2 separate regions of the Homo sapiens genome follow, and region 2 is linked to region 1. A link is an interaction called in ENCODE POLR2A ChIA-PET data of the cell type or tissue named here. Cell type or tissue: GM12878. All regions are shown on one strand. Links, peaks and the distances in the headings refer to the core of each region. The heading gives the core; the rest is flanking DNA.

Region 1 (5,507 bases), core at 173-5,172:
TTTTGCTATTTTGATGTTTTTCCTTCATAGAGCTTTTTCCTTCACTTGAATTAAGGAGGCATTTTTGGGATAAATTCTCAAGAATTGCATAATTGGAGCACAGAATATGAACACCTTGTTTAAATGAATATATATTATCAGTTTGCTTTGCCAAAGAGTTGTATAAATTGACAATATCAACAGCATTGAAGGGTGTTCTAATTTTATCATAAATTCACCAGCATAAGGTCCTGTCTTTAAAAACCCTTTGTTAATTTAGAAGATATATGATGATTATTTTAAAAATTTACATCAGCTTACTGATGAGATTGGACATTTCCCCATATATCTGTTTCCTATTTGTATTTTCACAAATAGGAAAATTGGGGGATTTGGGGAGATTATTGCCTGTATCTTTCCCAGTTTATCTACTGGGTAATTCATGTTTTCCCACTACTTTAGAAGGACTTCTTAGTATATAGATACTAACACTTTGCTATTCATATTTGAGATAAATAATTTTATTTTTTATTATAAAGAAGTATATTTTGCATGTTTGAATGTGTTAATTTTTTAATTAAATTGTTACTTTGTTACCGGAAAGGGGTCCCAATCCAGACCCCAAGAAAGGGTGTATTAGTCGGTTCTCACACTGCTATAAAGAACTACCTGAGACTGGGTAATTTATGAAGAAAAGAGGTTTAATTGACTCACAGTTCCACAGGCGGTACTGGAAGTATGGCTGGGAGGCCTCAGGAAACTGACAATCATGGTAGAAGGCAAAGGGGAAGCAAGTATGTGTTACCATGATGGAGCAGGAGAGAGAGCTAAGGGGGAAGTGCCACACACTTTTTTTATTTTGGAGACAAGAGTCTTGCTCAGTTGCCCAGGCTGGAGAGCAGTGGCATGATCTCAGCTCACTGCAACCTCTGTCTCCAGGGTTCAAGTGATTCTTGTGCCTCAGCCTCCTGAGTAGCTAGGACTACAGGCACATGCTACCATGGCCTGCTAATTTTTGTATTTTTAGTAGAGACGGGGTTTCGTCATGTTGCCCTGGCTACTCTCAAACTCCCAAGCTCAGGTGATCTACCCATCTTGGCCTCCCAAAGTGCTTGGCTTACAGATGTGAGCCACCACACCCAGCCACTACGTACTTTTAAACCATCAGGTCTCATGAGAACTCACTCACTATCATGAAAACAGCAAGGGGAAATCCACCTCCATGAACCGATCACTTCCCACCAGCTCTCCCCCCAACACTGGGGATTACAATTCAACATGAGATTTGTGTGGAAACAGAGTCAAGCCATATCTGAGGGTTTTTGTACCTCTCACAATCTGTCTCTCCTGGGATTCTAATGTACAGGTGAGTTTGATAACCACTAGGCTAGAGGAAATGTACTAGAAAACACACACACACACACACACACACACACACACACACACACAGAGAGAGAGAGATTTAATGTCTCAAAATGTGTCTGCTCAAAAGTATCATTCAATAATTTCATGTCTTTTTGTATAAAAGGTCACAGGGATAATATTTACTTCTAAGGAAAATGTCTTTTGATCATGGGAATGATCCAGTTAAAGGGAATAGCTCAACTAAAAGTCAAGGTCTAATTTATAAATGAGGTTTATACTCCCCTTTTCCCCATGGTTCCTTCTTGCAATTTAAATCACATAATGGATTGTCATAAATGGGATCATAGTTTCCTGCAGGGACCCTGCTCTAATTATTGGTTGACTCTTGATTAAGAACCAAGCATGACATAAATTAATCAGAGATACAAGTAGCAGTCTGTCAGAAGAATAACTATTCTGTGGTTAAAATCTTTTTATTTCATATAATAAAACCACAGTTCAAGTCCAGAACCGGGGCCTAATGTGTGGTGTATTCAGATTATACAAGAGATACCTAAACCTACATTAAACGAAGAGGCAGCACACCAGAACAAAGCCCCACTGTGTCATAAACTTCACCGAAAACTAAACTGTGCCAGCTATGATAGTTACCTCAAAAGATTGTCCTGAGAATTATAATGGGATTTGTATGTGAAAGAACTTACTGAAAATCACAATTATAACCACCACATTTTGAGTTCCATTATCTGCCAGACCCTGTACCTGGCACTGAACAGACCTCATTTCACTTCGTTCTCATGGTAACACTTTGAGTGAGGAATTAACTCATCCCTCGTTCAAGGCTACACTGCCAGGGAGCCGGGATACCAGGAATGAACCCGGCCCTTCCTCCCACACATGTCCCTCCCATAAACCCTGCTCTGTCTTTTACAAATGCCATGCAGCTAATCCCAAGCATTGTGATTAATGTTCTCTTAGAATACAGAGTTATTCACAGGATTATTTGGGAGGCCCAGACAGCTTTAACAAGCTGCCTAAAGACGTTCAAGCTGATGGTTTCATTTTCACTTAGGAAGAACTTCTGACACTGATTGGGGCATTCCGTCTTTCTGTTACCCTTGCAGTCGTTGTGATAGGAAAATGTTTTTGTGTTTGATGATGAAGGTTGTTACTGAAAGAACTCAGATTTCAACTCTCTCTAGATCTCCAGGATATAAGTGAAAAAAGCAAGGTTTCAGAAACAATAAAATGCCAAGCTATATATAAGAAAGAGGGAAAACACACAGAGTCCTATTTGCTTAATTTTTTTATATGATAGGATAAAGCAAAAACTAATAAAAAACAGTTACTTATCAGGAAGAAGGGACAGGTCAGAGAGGTGAGAATGGAAGCCAGACTTCTGAGTTCACATTTTGTTGATTTGACTTTGGACTTATGTAAATGTTTTATATAATTACAAAATACAAGTGAATAAAAATAGAAAACAATCCTTCAAAATCGAAAGCAAAGTGGAAAAAAATTAACCTTGTTAATTTCTTAACTTCTAATCACTTTTGTTGAGCAAATGGGTCAACCACATATAAAGGAACTATTTCATATGGCTTTCAAGTACTGTAATATAAATACATCCCCAGTGGATTATACCTTAATGGACCAAACAACTATAAATAAATTTTAAATTGTGTTCAATAATACTACTTATTAATTATATCTTTATTTGGTAATAATATTGGTATTGTTCATTTGAAACATATGTCTGTTTATATATATGTGCAAATATATATGCATCATAATTATGTTAAAGTTATTAGGAACCAAGATTTTCAGTTTAAAAAGGTTGCAAGCATAAAATTAAACAATTTACATACAAACCCTATAACTCTAAATTTAAGTTGACAATATTGATATGAACTCATGATATATCTTCTCTTATAAAAGTATTTCTCCTACAAGCTCATGCTTGTAATCCTAGTACTTTGGGAGGCTGAGGCAGGAGGATTGCTTGAGGCCAGTTCAAGACCAACCTGGCCAACAAGCAAGATCCCATCTCTAAAATAAAATAAAATTTAAAAAAAGTATTTCTAACCACTGTTCACTAAATAATCTGGCAATGAGCATTCTTAGCACTCAGATATTTGACTCTAAATGCCAATCTCCAATAAAAGAAACCAACATTCTTTGGACAAATAGCTGATTCTAGGTTTGGGACAAGAAGTGAACAAGGTGAACCCAGAGCACATTGATTTACTAGAAAGCAAGGAGATTATCAAAGCCTTTGGAGTTGCATCATAAGAATTCTGGATTGGGAGGCTGAGGCAGGTGGAGCACCTGAGGTCAGGAGTTCAAGACCAGCCTGGCCAACATGGTGAAACCCTGTCTCTACTAAAAATACAAAAATTAGCTGGGTGTGGTGGTATGTGTCTGTAATCCCAGCTACTTGGGAGGCTGAGGCAGGAGGATTGCTTGAACCTGGGAGGCAGAGGTTGCAGTGAGCCGAGATTGCACCACTGCACTGCAGCGTGGGTGATAGAGTGAGACTTCAACTCAAAAAAAGAGAGAATTCTGGAACCAACTTGAAGGGACTCTCACTGGGCAAAGATGGAACATTTTGAGCTTCAAAAAGAATAATAACTACAGCAAATAGAATAACTTCAAGGAATCATGTATGTTAAAATCCACAAGTTAATTATAATACTCAAAAATCGTCCTCATTGTTCCCTTTTGGAAGATGCTCAGAAACCAAGTCATTATTTTAAAAGCCAATGAAGAAAATGAGTGAATGATTTATCCTGTCTTGCCTGTGTGAATTGTACTTCAGGGTTAGCAAGCAGTTGTTACAAGAAAGTTCTTTATGCAAGAATTTCAGATAATAAATGCCAGAGAACTAAGAATTTTAAATCGCATTTTTCAACCTCTAATGAAATAATGGAATCAGGCACTGATCAGCAATGGCTATTGATGCCATTATATGAAAAGCTGATGGAAAGCTTTATATGGTTGTGTCAGAGGCATTGGAACCGGAGAGACTCCATCTTGAATAGGGCTGGGTAAAATGAGGCTCACACCTGCTGGGCTGCATTCCCAGGTTAGGCATTCTTAGTCATAAGATGAGATAGGAGGTTACAAGATATGGGTCATAAAGACCCTGCTGATAAAAACAGGATGTGGTAAAGAAGCTGGTCCAAACCTGCCAAAACTAAAATGGCGATGAAAGTGACCTCTGGTCGTCCTCACTGCTCATTATACACTAATTATAATGCATTAGCATGCTAAAAGACAGTCCCACCAGTGCCATGACACTTTGCAAATTGCCATGGCATGGTCTGGAAGCTTCCCTATATGGTCTAAAAGGGGGAGCAACCCTCAGCTCCAGGAACTCCCCACCCCTTTCCCAGAAAACTGATGAATAATCCACCTCTTGTTTAGCATATAATCAAGAAAAAAAGCCATAAGTTTACTCAGTCAAGCAGCCCATGCTGCTGCTCTGCCTATGGAGTAGCCATTCTTTTGTTTCTTTACTTTCTTAATAAACTTGCTTTCACCTTACTCTATGGACTCACCCCGAATTCTTTCTTGTGCAAGATTCAAGAAACCTGTCTTGGGGTCTGGATCTGGACCCTTTTCCAGTAACAGCTGGATGAGGGCGACAGTTCTTGAGCCTGTGACCAGTCATAACATCACAAAAAAGGAGACACTCCTTCCCATGCTGGCTAGCTTTGGTGTTCCTTGGCTTACAGATGCATCACCCCTAGCTATACCATAATCTCCACATGACATTCTCATTAAAGTCCTTCTGGTGTATTCTTGCTGAAATGGCCAAACCTGAATCTGGCCATGGGATTAGGTCTACCACCCAGTTTACGGGAAACACAAGAGGACAGAGAAGCATGTTACAAATGGGATCATATGGAAGAAATCAGCAAAATCCAGAAGAAACTGGACAATGTCCTGGATTCTTCAACAACTACATTGCAAGTAGATAAAAAGAGAAAGAAGGAAACTATTATGGGTTTAATTGAGTCTTCCCAAAGTCTGTATATTGAAGTCCTAACCTCCCTTAATTCAGAATGTGACATTATTTGGAGATAGGGTCTTTGCAGAGGTAATAAAGTTGAAATGAGGTCACTAGGGTGGGCCCTAACCCAATATGACTGGGGTCCCTA
Region 2 (5,507 bases), core at 250-5,249, 330 kb before region 1:
AGGCTGCAGTAAGCTGAAGTTATGGCACTGCCGTCTAGCCTGGCTGACAGAGCAAGACTGTCTCGAAATAAAAGAAGATAATTTTTTCTCTAAAAGGCTGTGTTGCTTCATCGAGTTCAAATGCTTGAGATGAACTACCTGCATTAAGGGGGTCATCTAAGAGACGTGATGGGATGTAGAGACACAAGTGCTGGACTGGGAGTTAGGAGGCCTGGAATCAAGTTTCACTTCTGCTAGTAACAGCAAGATCTTAGGAATACCACAGAACTGTCTAGGGCTCAGTTTCCTCATCAGCAAATATTGGTCTTGGATTAGACAACTTTTAAGTTCTCTCCTACTTGAACTATTCCTTTTTGCTTATAAGATGCTATGTATGTATGTATCTATCTATCTGTCGTTCTATCTACTTAGCTAACTATCCATCCATTTAGGTTAACAATTTTAGCCGGGCGTGGTGGCTCACACCTGTACTCCCAGCACTTTGGGAGGCCGAGGCAGGTGGATCACCTGAGGTCAGGAGTTCAAGACCAGCCTGGCCAACATGGCAAAACCCCATCTCTACTAAAAATACAAAAAATTAGCCAGGCATGGCGGTGGGCACCTATAATCCCAGCTACTTGGGAGGCTGAGGCAGGAGAATTGCTTGAACACGGGAGGCAGAGGTTGCAGTGAGCGGAGATCGCACCACTGCCCTCCAGCCTGGGTAACGAGAGTGAAATTCCATCTCAAAAAAAAATGCGGGAGCAAGTAAAAATACAATATGATACGAAAAACATTCTAACAATATGAAAATACACACAGTGAAAAAGTAAGTTTCTCTCTCACCCATGACACACAGCACTCTAGTTTCTGCCTCACTTTAGCCACTCAACACTCTATTTTATATGCAGATAATTCTCCATCCTTCCTTTTTTCATATAACTATCTAGAAATGGACCTGCTAGATTAGAAGATATGTGTATCTTATGGTGTTTGTTTGTGTGTGTGTTTGTTTCTCGAGACGGAGTCTTGCTGTGTCGCCAGGCTGGAGTGCAGTGGTGTGATCTCAGCTCACTGCAACCTCCGCCTCCTAAATTCAAGTGATTCCCCTGCCTCAGCCTCCCAAGTAGCTGGGATTACAGGCACACACCACCAAGCCCGGCTAATTTTTTTGTGTTTTAGTAGAAACGGGGTTTCACCATGTTGGCCAAGATGGTTTCGATCTCCTGACCTCGTGATCCACCCGCCTCGGCCTCCCAAAGTGCTGGGATTACAGGCGTGAGCCACCATGCTGGCCATATCTTATGTTTTAATAGATGTTGCTAAACTGAGCACCAAAGAGGACCATGCTTATTTTTCCAGTTCTTCATCTACACCTTATGTTATCAGACTCTCATTTTTGTTATTCTGCAAGATGGAAAAACTACATCTAGTGGTTTTACCTTGCCTTTCATTTATTGTGTATGAGGTAGAGAATCTTTTAATATGCTTAAAAGCCATTGACATTCATTATTTTATGAATCATCTATTCATGTACTTGGCCCTTACTTTTTGTACAACCAGATTTTTTCCTGGAATGCAGAAAATGGGGCACCCTTAACACCCCCATCATGGAGAGATGGAACTTAAAGGACATCACTCTTAAGGCCTGGGTTACAGGTGGGTGTTTGAGGGCGGCAGTTGGTGGAATGGGCCAGGAAGGACTGGCAGAGTGTAAAGGGAGGACTCCCGCTGCCCAGCTAAGAATGGCTTTTATATTCCAAAGGTTTTAAAACAACAACAATAAACAAAAAACGAAGAAGAATCTGATACTTTAGGGGATCACATGACCCACAAAACCTAAAATATTTACTATCTGGCTCCTTGCAAAGAACTTTTGGGTTGAAAAGAAAAAGAAGAGGCTGAGATGGAGTCATCTGGGAGGTGGGAGCACACTCAGCTAGAATAGCATCTCAGAATTGAAGAGTTACAAATTATCTGAGATTGGCGGGGTTAACAGTGTTGAATGTGACCCAGAAATCAGGTAAGATGGAGATTTAAGAATGCCGAGGCGGGCGGATCACGAGGTCAGGACATCGAGACCATCCTGGCTAACACGGTGAAACCCTGTCTCTACTAAAAATACGAAAAAATTAGCCGTGCATGGTGGTGGGCGCCTGTAGTCCCAGCTACTCGGGACGCTGAGGCAGGAGAATGGCGTGAACCTGGGAGGCGGAGCTTGTGGTGAGCAGAGATCGCGCCACTGCACTCCAGCCTGGGCGACAGAGCGAGACTCCGTCTCAAAAAAAAAAAAAAAAAAAAGCGTGTATTGGAACTGACATTTAGAAAGTAGGTCACTGTGACCGCTGAGAGTTTCGGGGGTGTGTTAATACACAGTCTTTTGAGTCACAAGAAATAAAAACAGAGAGAGAGGGAGGGTGGAGGTGGGGAGGTCGGGGAGACACCTATAGAAATGAGGGCTTAGTAAAAGTTAATTGAAAGAAAGTGGCATGATTTCTTTAAGACAGTTACTATTATGAATGCGAATATGTTCATTTCTTTAAAGCACACCTTTGCAAAAATGTTCATTTCTTTTATTTATTTATTTATTTTTTGAGACGGAGTCTTGCTCTGTTGCCCAGTCAGATCTCAGCTCACTGCAACCTCTGCCTTCCGGGCTCAAGGGATTCTTCTGCCTCAGCCTCCGGAGTAGCTGGGACTACAGGCGAGCGCCACCACACCTGGCTAATTTTTTGTATTTTTAGTAGAGACGGAGTTTTGCCATGTTGGCCAGCCTGGTCTCGAGCTCCTAACCTCAGGTGATCTGCCTGCTTCGGCCTCCCAAAGTGCTGGGATTACAGGCGTGAGCCACCGTGCCCGGCCAAATATGTTCATTTCTTTAAAGCACAACGTAATTAAAATCTGTCTGACTTAAGCTATGTATCTTTCCATTTCTAATCTGTCACGCTATAAGGAGGTAAATTCCTAATGGACTTGAAAATAGAGTGTATCAGGACTGGGTGCAAGCCAGGCCATCTCCCTCATGTTATTGGTGAGGCAGCCGAGGCCCATGGAGGAGAAGTGACCTGACCAGGTCACACAGCCACTGTGCAAGAGCCCCAATTCTGGTTTTCAGTCCCAACCCTTTTCCACTCTATTGCTGCCATTTTATCTTCTTTAACACTCCAGGACCATCTAACATCTTGCTCGCATCTAGTAGATCCTCCATAAATATTTTAAATAATTATATATTTCATTTCCAGACATTGTATTTTTTTTTCAACCTTCTGTTTTCAGTACCTTCTTTCAGTTTTGTAAAACTCAACATCATTGTATTTTAAGAATGCAGTTTCTTGGATTTTGATAAGTATAGACTCTTATGTAATCACCGTCATAATCAATATTTACAACGTTTCTGTCTTGGCAAAATAATTCTCTGCTATTTCTTTTCCATCTTTATCTCTGATCCCAGGTAACCTCGAATCTGCTTTCTGTTGTCATAGATGATTTTCCCCTTTTCTGAAGTTTCATATAAATGGGATCATACATTATATACTCTTTGGTGTTTGCTCCTTTGATCTCACATAATGTTTTTGAAATAAAAATATATTGAGGGCTGGGCATGGTGGCTCACACCTGTAATCCCAGCATTTTGGGAGGCCAAGGCAGGCGGATCACCTGAAGTCAGGAGTTCGAGATCAGCCTGGCCAACATGGTGAAACCCCGTCTTTACTAAAAATACAAAAATTAGCTGGGCGTGGTGGTGCATGACTGTGATCCCAGCTACATGGGAGACTGAGGCAGGAGAATTGCTTGAGCCTGGGAGGCAGAGGTTGCAATGAGCGGAGATTGTGCCACTGCACCTCAGCCTGGGCAACAGAGTGAGACTCTGTCTCAAAAATAAATAAATAAATAAATAAAATAAACAAACAAAAATATATTCAATGTTTTGAATTTATTCAGGTTGTGTACATCAGTAGTTTATTCCTTTTTATTGCTGAGTAGTGTTCCATTATGTTGACATATATAGATACACCATCATTATCTATTTGCTTGCTAATAGATATTTTGGTTATTTTCTGTTTTGTTTTCACTATTATAAATAAAGCTGCTATAAGCATTTATGTACAAGTCTTCTTGTGGACATGTTTTCATTTGTCTTGGGTAAACAGCTAGGAGTGAAATTTCTGGGTCGTACGGTTATTGTAACCTTAGAAGAAACTGCCAAACTATTTTCCAAATTGGTTGTGCTGTTTTGTACATCTATCAGCAATGTTCATCCTGGCCAATACTTGGAACTGTCAGTTTAAAAAATCTTAGCCATTCTGGTGGCTGTGGAGTGGTATTTTCTTGTAGTTTTCATTTGCATTTCTCTGATAAATGAAAATGTGAAGCATTTTTCATGTACTTATTGGACAATTCTATATCTTCTTTTGTAAAATATTTGTTTATATCTTTTGCCCATAAAAAATTCGGGGTTTTGTCTTCTTACTGTTTATTTATAAAAGCTGTTTATATATTCTGGATAGAAGTCCTTTGTCAGTCCTTTCTGACTTATATGAAGATTAGAAGTTAAAAATTTGATGGAGTTCAATTTCTCAATGTCTTCTTTTCATGCCTTTGTGTCCCATCTAAGGAATCTGCCTAACCCAAACTTGTGAAGATTTTTTCCTATTTTTTCTTATAGCAGTGTTATAATTTTAGCCTGTAGAAGTAGGTCTTTGATTATTTCAAGTTAATTTTTGCATATGGTGTGAAGTAAAAGTTAAGGCTCATGTTTTTTCATATGGATATCCAGTTTTTCCAGCATGTTGTTGAAAAGATACCCTTTGCTCATTGAATTACCTTGGCACTTCTGTCTAAAGTCAATTGACTATATATGTGAGGATCTACTTCTGAACTCTCTGTTCCATTAATCTATTTGTCTGTTCTTACACTAATATTATATTAGCTTAATTACTGTAGCTTTATAGTTAGTATTGAATTCAGTTAGTGTAATTCCTCCACCTTCATTCTTCTTTTTAAAAAAAATTCTTGGCCGGGCGCAGTGGCTCACGCCTGTAATCCCAGCACTTTGGGAAGCCAAGGTGGGCAGATCATCTGAGGCTGGGAGTTCAAGACCAGCCTGACCAACATGGAGAAACCCCGTCTCTACTAAAAATACAAAATTAGCCAGGCGTGGTGGCGCATGCCTGTAATCCCACCTACTTGGGAGGCTAAGGCAGGAGAATTGCTTGAACCCAGGAGGCGGAGGTTGTGGTGAGCCGAGATCATGCCATTGCACTCCGGCCTGGGCAAGAAGAGCAAAACTCCATCTCAAAAAAAAAAAAAAAAGAAGAAGAAGTAGTAGTCTTGGCTTTTCTATGTCTTTTGCAATTGCACAGAGATTTTAGCGTGAACTTATCAACTTCTTTTTAATAATATGCTTAGATTTTGATAGAGATTGCACTGAATCTATTGTCAATACTTTTTTCATTAAAAAATGTCATTCAGGGTTTGCTGGCTTTCATGCATGATGGCTTATTTCCTTGTATGTTCTGAGATATTTT

Evidence for each region. ChIA-PET counts read pairs that join two places held together with the same protein. Peaks named below come from ENCODE experiments on the same cell type or tissue, not always from the same donor. Only the 100,000 strongest peaks of a DNase experiment are listed, where the experiment ranks them.
Region 2: POLR2A ChIA-PET joins it to region 1 with 5 read pairs; 2 of 35 experiments call an interaction of 5 or more read pairs at or near these places.

Annotation. Positions count from the first base shown.
Region 1 is chr6:14,072,988-14,078,494 of GRCh38, forward strand. No RefSeq gene overlaps it. Among named protein-coding and RNA genes, the nearest start is that of CD83, 42 kb to the right of the region's middle. In GM12878, for the core only: no CTCF peak of the experiment used is centred there; a DNase peak (open chromatin) is centred at 2,430; H3K4me3 peaks cover 842 bases; H3K27ac peaks cover 2,254 bases.
Region 2 is chr6:13,745,468-13,750,974 of GRCh38, forward strand. No RefSeq gene overlaps it. Among named protein-coding and RNA genes, the nearest start is that of RANBP9, 36 kb to the left of the region's middle. In GM12878, for the core only: no CTCF peak of the experiment used is centred there; a DNase peak (open chromatin) is centred at 2,334.